2 separate regions of the Homo sapiens genome follow, and region 2 is linked to region 1. A link is an interaction called in ENCODE POLR2A ChIA-PET data of the cell type or tissue named here. Cell type or tissue: OCI-LY7. All regions are shown on one strand. Each heading gives the region's core, and the rest is flanking DNA. Links, peaks and the distances in the headings are about the cores only.

Region 1 (4,389 bases), core at 1-4,000:
GCACTAGCTTGGTCAGTCACCTATAATTTGGGTAAATGCTTAAAACAGTGTATTTTTACAGTAGTTTAAACAGACATGAAAATGCTGCCTTAGATCGGGGTCCCAAACCCCTGGGCCACGGACAGATACTGTCCACATTAGGTTCTCTTAGGAGTGTGAACCCTGTTGTGAACTGCAGATGCGAGGGATCTAGGTTGCTCACCCCTTATGAGAATCTAACTAATGCCTGATAATTCATCCTGAAACCAACCCCCTCTCCCCCAAGTCTGTGGAAAAATTGCCTTACACGTAACCAGTCCCTGGTGCCAAAAAGGTTGGGGTCTTCTGCCTTAGACACTATTAGGTCTGCATTTAGTAAAACAGAATGGGCTGGTCCACAACTCCAAGTGCCACTGAAGTGTTTCTGGGACCTTTTTTTTTGCAGTACTGCAAGTGCCTCGCCTTAGAGCAGCCTTTCCAGTTTTCACAAGAAGACATGCCCCGAGTGCGGAAGAGGATTTACAAGGAGCTATGTGAGTGCCGGCTCATGGACTGAAACTCAGCAGGGACTCTGGGAAGTCTGACCAAGTTGGAGCAGATGGTTTGTTACTTGAATCTCCAAACACTTAGTTGAATTTTTACAGATATTTCAGATCAGTGGTGTTGGGCCACTATTGTTACCTCAAATTTATTTTTTGCCCTTATTCATTTCTCCAGCTACCATGTACTATTGTTTAATGTTCAGTTTGGTTTCATTTTTAATTTTATGGTTCTGTGCGTCCCCCATATTTAATATTTATTATTCAAACGCATGCATATAGACAGAGCATGCAGTGAAGAGTATTAAAAAAAAAAGCTTAGTAGATTTGGTGCAGCTTTTGAAACTTAGTTAGACGTGAACTGAATACAGGTTTCAAATTTACTCCCAGAACCTAAAAATGCAAGATGTTTTTGATACAACATAACTCTGAGAATAGTAAGTGTTCCCTGGGGCATTAAGGGTAGCTGGGGGTGGTTTTGACAAATCCAGTCCTGTTTTACTTTACCAGCGGCAACTTTCACCAACTTCCCTCTCCAAGTGAGTCTTAGAGAGTGCAGTCCATTCCTTTTGAAGGGTGAGATGGAAGTGGTCGTAAACTGACTGGTGTCTTCTGTTTCTGGAGGCACACTTGTAAGCACAGTGGCTGCTTTGGGAGGAGTAAGGTGTGAGAAAAAGCAACCTTGGAGGCCAGTAACAATGACAGATTTCAATCGTGGTTTTAGGAATTATAATACGTGGCATACATCTCATAAAGGCTTTTGCTGGGATATTGAATTCCCTGAATTTTTCTGTTTTCGACCTGTTAAAAAAATCTTAACATCCATCAAACTAGTGGTCAAACAAATGAGAATGCAGCTGTTCTCAGAGTAATTTTTAAGTTGTCATTTCCCTGTGTTGCCTCCCAATTGGAAGAAGTTAAGGTTTACCAAATGCATTTCTATTTCAAGGGTATCTGAAACGTAAACATTCAAAACTGAAGGCTGACTGACTTGAGATGTTTTGCAGGTGGCTGGAGAGAAGAGGGAAGGTAATAGAGACAACTTAGTCCCATGGGAGCGCAGCAACCGTGTCAGGTTCTTTCTCCTGTCCCATTAGTGACCTCAGTAACATGCAGGGTACGTCTGGCTTCTGCATGGCCAGTGCTGACACTAGCACAGCTGTTCTTCTCCTTCTGTTGAACCTCATCTTCTGAAGAAAGGCCAAGTGGCCCTTGTCCATACACTTAGCTGCATTAGGATGAATATCACGCGTCTCACATCTTTAATCCAGCCTTTCGTGACATGTTGGAAAGATACATGTGAAACCTACCCAGTTACCCTTTCTGAATTGGGAGGAAAACCAACCAATGTATGTATGAGAAACTCAGAAGTCTGAATAGAAAAACAAAGTAAATGGCAGAAGATTCTCGAGTTTATGCCCGCGTAGGTTTGGAGTGTTGAAAAAGCTAAAATGTTTAGTTTCACTTGGCCCTGAGGTATGGTTGAGAAGGCTGACTGCCAGCAGTTGAGGATTGAGTCCGACCATGTTTACATGCAGGGTTCCCAACACCAGTGGTGACACTGGGAAGCAGCCCCAGCACTTTCCTCTCCTGAGTCCTCCAGACCCAAAATCCTTAATGTCAAACCAGGTCAGTGTTTCTTACTGTGTTTCAAGTCGTTAAAAAGACTGAGAGTAGAGGCACTTTATGCTGCTATAGGTGGGGTTCTGTCAGCGTTAGGAAAAAATGACAGTTTAGGGTAAGGAAGATCTCATAATGAGTTTTTCAAACATAATTATGCAAACATGAGATTTTTCAAAACATGCCAGAAATTTGCCTCTGATTTTTTTTTTTTTTTTTTTTTTTTTTTTGTGGGGGTGTGGTATACCAAAGTAGCCAGTCACTGGGCTGTCAGTTCAAAATGTCTTGTACTTCAGAGTGAGGAAGTGTTTCAGTTCCTCAGTGACAGAACCTGGCATGCAGAAGAGACAGAATTGTTCCTGTAAGAAAATCAACGCCGAGAGAGAGCTGCCCAAATCCAGTGACTCTTCCACTTCCAGTCTCATGCTTCATAGGGCACCTTGAGGTGTGCTGCCCAGTGTGGCTTAGACTAAATGTTGAGTTTGGGTTTTTTGTTTTTTTTTTTTTTTGAGTCAGAGTCTCACTGTCCCTCAGGCTGGAGTGCAATGGCGCAATCTTGCCTCACTGCAACCTCCACCTCCCAGGTTCAAGCGATTCTCCTGCCTCAGCCTCCCAAGTAGCTGGGATTACAGGTGTGTGCCACCACGCCCCACCGATTTTTGTACTTTTAGTAGAGACAGGATTTCACCATGTTGGCCAGGCTGGTCTTGAACTCCTGACCTCAAGTGATCTGCCCGCCTGGGCCTCCCAAAGTGCTGGGATTACAGGCGGGAGCCACCGTGCCTGGCCAATGTTAAGTATTTTAAAAGTCATTTTAAAATATTTGTCATTGATGAAACTTGGTTTCAGCACACGTAATTGCTTTCCCTCTCTTCTTGTGATTAGGTGTAAACCTCTATTTAACTCAAGTCCTAGATTAGAATGTCCTTTGTCCTGATGTTTGCAGTAATTGCTTCCTTGGTTAATAAAGATATTTTTGAAATATACTCTGGACTGTTGGTGAAAGAGGCAGGCATGGCTTTACTGGTACTAGTTTGGCACTGAACTGTTTGGGTGCCCATGAGGTAGGCAGACCTTATGCTTTTTTTTTTTGAGACGGAGTCTTGCTCTGTTGCCCAGGCTGGAGTGCAGTGATGTGATCTCGGCTCACTGCAACCCCTGCCTCCCAGGTTCAAGTGATTCTCCTGCCTCAGCTTCCCCAATAGCTGGGACTACAGGTGTGCGCCACCACTCCCAGCTAATTTTTGTATTTTTAGTAGAGACAGGGTTTTGCCATGTTGGTCAGGCTGGTCTCGGAACTCCTGACCTCAGGTGATCCACCCGCCTCTGCCTCACAAAGTGCTGGGATTACAGGCATGAGCTACCGTGCCTGGCCTAAACCTTACGCTTTTGAGGTTGAGTGCAGGCCTTGTGATAACTAAGCGCTACTTTTGACGAGCCTTCAACAAGCTGCCCAGTCCTCTCCTCAGCAGACGCATCAGGTTGTAGTTGCATCTTTACAGTGGTCTTTCCTTTTATTAAATCTATAGCAGTGAATATAGATTTGATTCAACTTTTAGTTACGTTCTCTCAAGAATCCTAATCAACTTTCAGTTAGCCTCTTAAGAAAGGGAAAAAAAGGTGCTGCCAGTCATCCCCAAATTATGTTTTTGGCTGTGCATTCTATTTTCTACATAGCACTGAATCTGAGTAACAGTCATCCTGGATTTATAGTTGGAACAGAACAGTAACAGACCTAACTGGGACTCAGCCAGCACTAGCCTCATCTTAGCTGCCCCTTTTCTCTGCTTTGCAGTTTACTGCTTCCCTGGGCTAGCCATAACGGGGTTCTGGGCAGGTCAGACTCTTCAGCAAGACAGTGTATTAATAGTGTGAATTAGATACACTGATGACCTGCTCTGCCTAGTTAAGAAACTGAATTAATCAGCAGTTACAAAGCACATACTTTGTTACGTGCTAGGCTTTGCCTCCTGGCCTCTAGATAATTAAGACGGCCCAGGGAATACCAGCAGAGAAGTGCTAATTGTATTTGGGTGTTACAAAAGCAGACCTAGACGAGCTGTTCACTTAACTGGTACCTGTTGGTCAGAAAAAGAATTTATTTAGAGATTATGATCATGTAAAATTACAGTACTCAACCCTTCTAGCAAAGTATTTTTTTGAAAAATAAACTAAATGCCTTTATAAACTTGTGTTCTCTCGTCTTGAGTAACATGTACTGTTTGGCGAGGAGTAATTTTTTTCTTGTGAC
Region 2 (4,389 bases), core at 272-4,271, 620 kb before region 1:
CTTGGAAGATGTGGCCGGCCAATAAACTGAGTCTTGAGGGCTGAGTAAGAGGGGACCAGGTCAGCCCCATCTCCCCACACGTCCGAGAACGAGGGGCATGTGCACAGCAGGAGAGCATGGGATCTCCAAGAAACTGTAAGCTGTTCAGTAAGACAGACAAGAAAAAAAATGAAGATTCCAGAGCAAAACGAGGTGATCCAGCACCATTTAGCTGTTTACTCCAGAAACTACGTTGCTAAAGCAGCAAAATCCTGAAAATTCTCACTAACACCAAGTCTGAAGAGAAAAAAATGGAATGGGCATTTTTGAATCTTTCTACTTTTTTGACCAAGGAATAGTGGAAAGAGTTTTAAAAAAACAAAAGAAGTGAAATAAGCGAAGCTGAAAGAGCCAGCTCTCTCTGATGAACGTGCAGGTTCCAAGATTACACTGTAAACGGGACAATCTGAAGACTACAGGCAATCTCCCATGTGGGGCATGAACCTGATTCAGAGTGTGTAAAGACAGAGTCCAAGTTATTTTTAAAAAACACTGCACACAACTCAGCTGAGCTTCCTCCTTTCTCTAACCAATCCCAAATTATACAGAAATGTGTCTAGAATAATACTCAGCCCTTAAATCACGGTTCTGAGGGGAAAATAAAATAGTCTCAGATATGGTGGGGAGGGGAACTTAAAAAAAAAACCCACACCATATCAGAGCAATTAAAAATCCCCCACATCATATCAGAGCAATTAAAAATCCCCCACATCATATCAGAGCAATTAAAAATCCCCCACATTATATCAGAGCAATTATGATGTATGGGCACAACAAAATGAAATGCAGCCAAATGGCAATAAACAAAGATGCAATAGCAAAAACAAAAGAGTAACAAAGAAGAACAAAGCTTCTGCTGGGTGCCATGGCTCACGCCTGTAATCCCAGCAATTTTGGAGGCTGAGGCGGGAGGATCTCTTAAGGCCAGAAGTTCAAGACCAGCCTAGGCAGCATGACAAGACCACCATCTCCACAAAACAATTTTTCTTTTTTTCTTTTTTTTGAGATGGAGTTTCACTCTTGTTGCCCAGGCTGAAGTGCAATGGCGTGATCTCAGGTCACCACAAACTCTGCCTCCTGGGTTCAAGCAATCTTCCTGCCTCAGACTCCCGAGTAGCTGGGATTACAGGCATGAACCACCACACTTGGCTACTTTTGTATTTTTAGTAGAGATGGGGTTTCTCCATGTTGGTCAGGTTGTTCTCGAACTCCTGACCTCAGGTGATCCATCTGCCTCGGCCTCCCAAAGTGCTGGGATTACGGACGTGAGCCACCACACCTGGTCCACAAAACAATTTTTCAAAAAATATTGAAGAAAAGAAAGAAACTTCCAGTGGAAGGAAGGAAGAAGGAAGGAAAGAAGGAAGGAAGGAGCTGTGTAAGAGAAAAAATTTGGCTGGGCACGGTGGCCCACACCTGTAATCCCACTTTGGGAGGCTGAGGCGGGTGGATCACTTGAGGTGAGGAGTTTGAGACCAGCCTGAACAACATGGAGAAATCCCATCTCTACTAAAAATACATTAGCAGGGCGTGGTGGTGCACGCCTGTAATCCCAGCTACTTGGGAGGCTGAGCAGGAGAATCGCTTGAACCTGGGAGGTGGAGGTTAAGGTGAGCCAAGATTGCGCCATTGCACTCCAGCTTGTGCAACAAGACCGAAACTCAGTCCAAAAAAAAAAAGAAAAGAAAAGAAAGAAAAAAATCAACCTAGGAAGTAATACAAATCAAGGAACGAAGAGTTATTCCTCACAATTAATTCACAATACTAGAACAATGTAAGCTTATAAACTCAATGAAATAAGTACTCAATCAGGTTATCAAATTTTTTAACTTTTTTTTTGGAGACAGAGTTTCGCTCTTCTGCCCAGGGTGGAGTGCAATGGCAAGATCTAGGCTCACTGCAACCTCCACCTCCCAGATTCAAGCAATTCTCATGCTTCAGCCTCCCAAGTAGTTGGGATTATAGGCATGCGCCATCACGCTCGGCTAATTTTTTTTTTTTTTTGCATTTTTAGTAGAGACGGGATTTCACCATCTTGGTCAGGCTGGTCTCGAACTCCTGACCTCAGGTGATCCACCTACCTCGGCCTCCCAAAGTGCTGGGATTACAGGCGTGAGCCACCGCACCTGGCCAGGTTATGATTTTGTTTGATTTGGTTTGGTTTTTTGAGAGGGAATCTCGCTCTGTCGCTCAGGCTGGAGTGCAGTGGGATGATCTCAACTCACTGCAACCTCCACCTCCTGGGTTCAAGCGATTCTCCCACCTGAGCCTTCTGAGTAGCTGGGATTACAGGCACGCACCACCATACCTGGCTAAATTTTATATTTTAGTAGAGACACGGTTTCACCATGTTGCCCAGGCTGGTCTGGAACTCCTGACCTCAAGTGATCCACCTGCTTCTGCCTCCCAAAGTTCTGGGATTACAGGCGTGAGCCACCTCACCTGGCCTGTTTTGTTTTGTTTTTGTTTTTTTGGAGATAGGGTCTCCCTCTGTCACCCAGGCTGGAATGCAGTGGGGCGATCTCGGCTCACTGCAACCTCCGCCTTCTGGGTTCAAGTGATTCTCCTGCCTCAGCCTCCCAAGTAGCTGGAACCATAGGCGTGCACCACCACGCCTGGCTAATTCTTTGTATTTCAGTAGAGACGAGGTTTCACCATGTTGCCCAGGGTGGTCATGAACTCCTGAGCTCAGGCAATCCACCCGCCTCGGCCTCCCAAAGTGCTGGGATTACAGGTGTGAGCCACGGCACCCAGCCTCAATCAGGTTATTAAGCAACATAAAGAGATGAAAAGAAAGACCACGGCCCTAGGGAACAAACAGAATACCCAGAAAAGATCATTCCAGAACTAATAAATTCAAAATGGCAAGAAAAAAGACACAAATGAAAACAATTACTGGTTTAAGAAAATCACAAGTAAATGGCAATAAAAAAGGAAGAAGCCTGGGCAAAATGGCAAAACCCCGTCTCTACAAAAAATACAAAAATTAGCCGGGTGTGGTGGCAGGCGCCTGTAGTCCCAGCTACTTGGGAGGCGGAGATGGGAGGATTGCTTGAGGCTGCAGTGAGCCAAGACTGCGCCACTGCATTCCAGCCTGGCCAACAGAGTGAGACCCTGTCTCAAAAAAAAAAAAAGAAGAAGAAAGAAATTATGGGAAAGAAAAACTAATAAATATAGAAGACAAAGATGGCTCAACATAACAATATTTGGTGTCCTGAAGAAAAGGAAGTAACGAATGGAATAGGAAACATATTCAGAGATATAAGGAAATTTCCTTTATATGGAAAGAATAAAGTCTGCAGATTGAAAGCTATAAAATGCTCATTAGAAAGTCAGAATCTTTAGAAAAGCTACTGAGCATAAAGGTGAAGATGAGGATTATTTTATTTATTTATTTATTTATTTATTTATTTATTTATTTTGAGACAGAGTCTCGCTCTGTTGCCCAGGCTGGAGTGCACTGGCACGATCCCAGCTCACTGCAACCTCCTTCACCCCCCAGGTTCAAGCAATTCTCCTGTCTCAGCCTCCCAAGAAATCCCAGCACTTTGGGAGGCCGAGACGGGTGGGTCACCTGAGGTCAGGAGTTTGGGACTAGCAAGCCCGGCTAATTTTTGTTTTGTTTTTTTGAGACAGAGTTTCGCCCTTGTTGGCCAGGCTTGAGTGCAATGGTGCAATCTTGGCTCACTGCAACCTCTGCCTCCTGGGTTCAAGCTATTCTCCTGTCTCAGCCTGGGATTACAGGCATGCGCCACCACGCCTGGCTAATTTTGTATCTTTAGTAGAGACAGGGTTTCTCCATGTTGGTCAGCCTGGTTTCGAACTCACAACCTCAAGTGATCCGCCCGCCTCGGCCTCCCTAAGTGCTGGGATTACAGGCGTGAGCCACCATGCCCAGCCCCTAAATTTTGTATTTTTACTAGAGACGGGGTTTCACCATATTGTTCAGGGTGGTCTCAAACTCCTGACCTCAGGTAACTCACCTGTCTTGGCCTCCCAAAGTGCTGGGAATACAGGCGTGAGCCACCACGTCCAGCCAAAGGTGAGGATTCCTTAAGCAGAGAACATCAAGCTGGGCTCAGATTTCTTGACAACAAGTTACCACTGAATGTCAGAGGGCAATGAAGCACAAGGGTCAAGAAAATAAATTATTACCTCAAAACTATGTATATTCTACTTTTGGGGGTGGAGGGGCGGGGGATGGAGTCTCGCTCTGTCGCCCAGGCTGGAGTGCAGTGGCACTATCTCGGCTCACTGCAGACTCTGCCTCCTGGGTTCAAGTGATTCCCCTGCCTCAGCCTCCCAAGTAGCTGGGATTACAGATGCCCACTACCACGCCCGGCTAATTTT

Evidence for each region. ChIA-PET counts read pairs that join two places held together with the same protein. Peaks named below come from ENCODE experiments on the same cell type or tissue, not always from the same donor. Only the 100,000 strongest peaks of a DNase experiment are listed, where the experiment ranks them.
Region 2: POLR2A ChIA-PET joins it to region 1 with 6 read pairs; 3 of 35 experiments call an interaction of 5 or more read pairs at or near these places.

The regions. Positions count from the first base shown.
Region 1 is chr3:196,930,389-196,934,777 of GRCh38, forward strand. It overlaps SENP5 (SUMO specific peptidase 5), which reads left to right. Exons shown (of 10, transcript NM_152699.5): 10 at 425-4,326. The coding sequence ends at 535. Among named protein-coding and RNA genes, the nearest start is that of NCBP2-AS1, 7.3 kb to the right of the region's middle. In OCI-LY7, for the core only: no CTCF peak of the experiment used is centred there; DNase peaks (open chromatin) are centred at 1,053, 1,573 and 2,433; H3K4me3 peaks cover 929 bases; H3K27ac peaks cover 2,656 bases.
Region 2 is chr3:196,308,241-196,312,629 of GRCh38, forward strand. All of the region lies in intron 2 of DYNLT2B (dynein light chain Tctex-type 2B), which reads right to left. Among named protein-coding and RNA genes, the nearest start is that of DYNLT2B, 7.8 kb to the right of the region's middle. In OCI-LY7, for the core only: no CTCF peak of the experiment used is centred there; no DNase peak of the experiment used is centred there.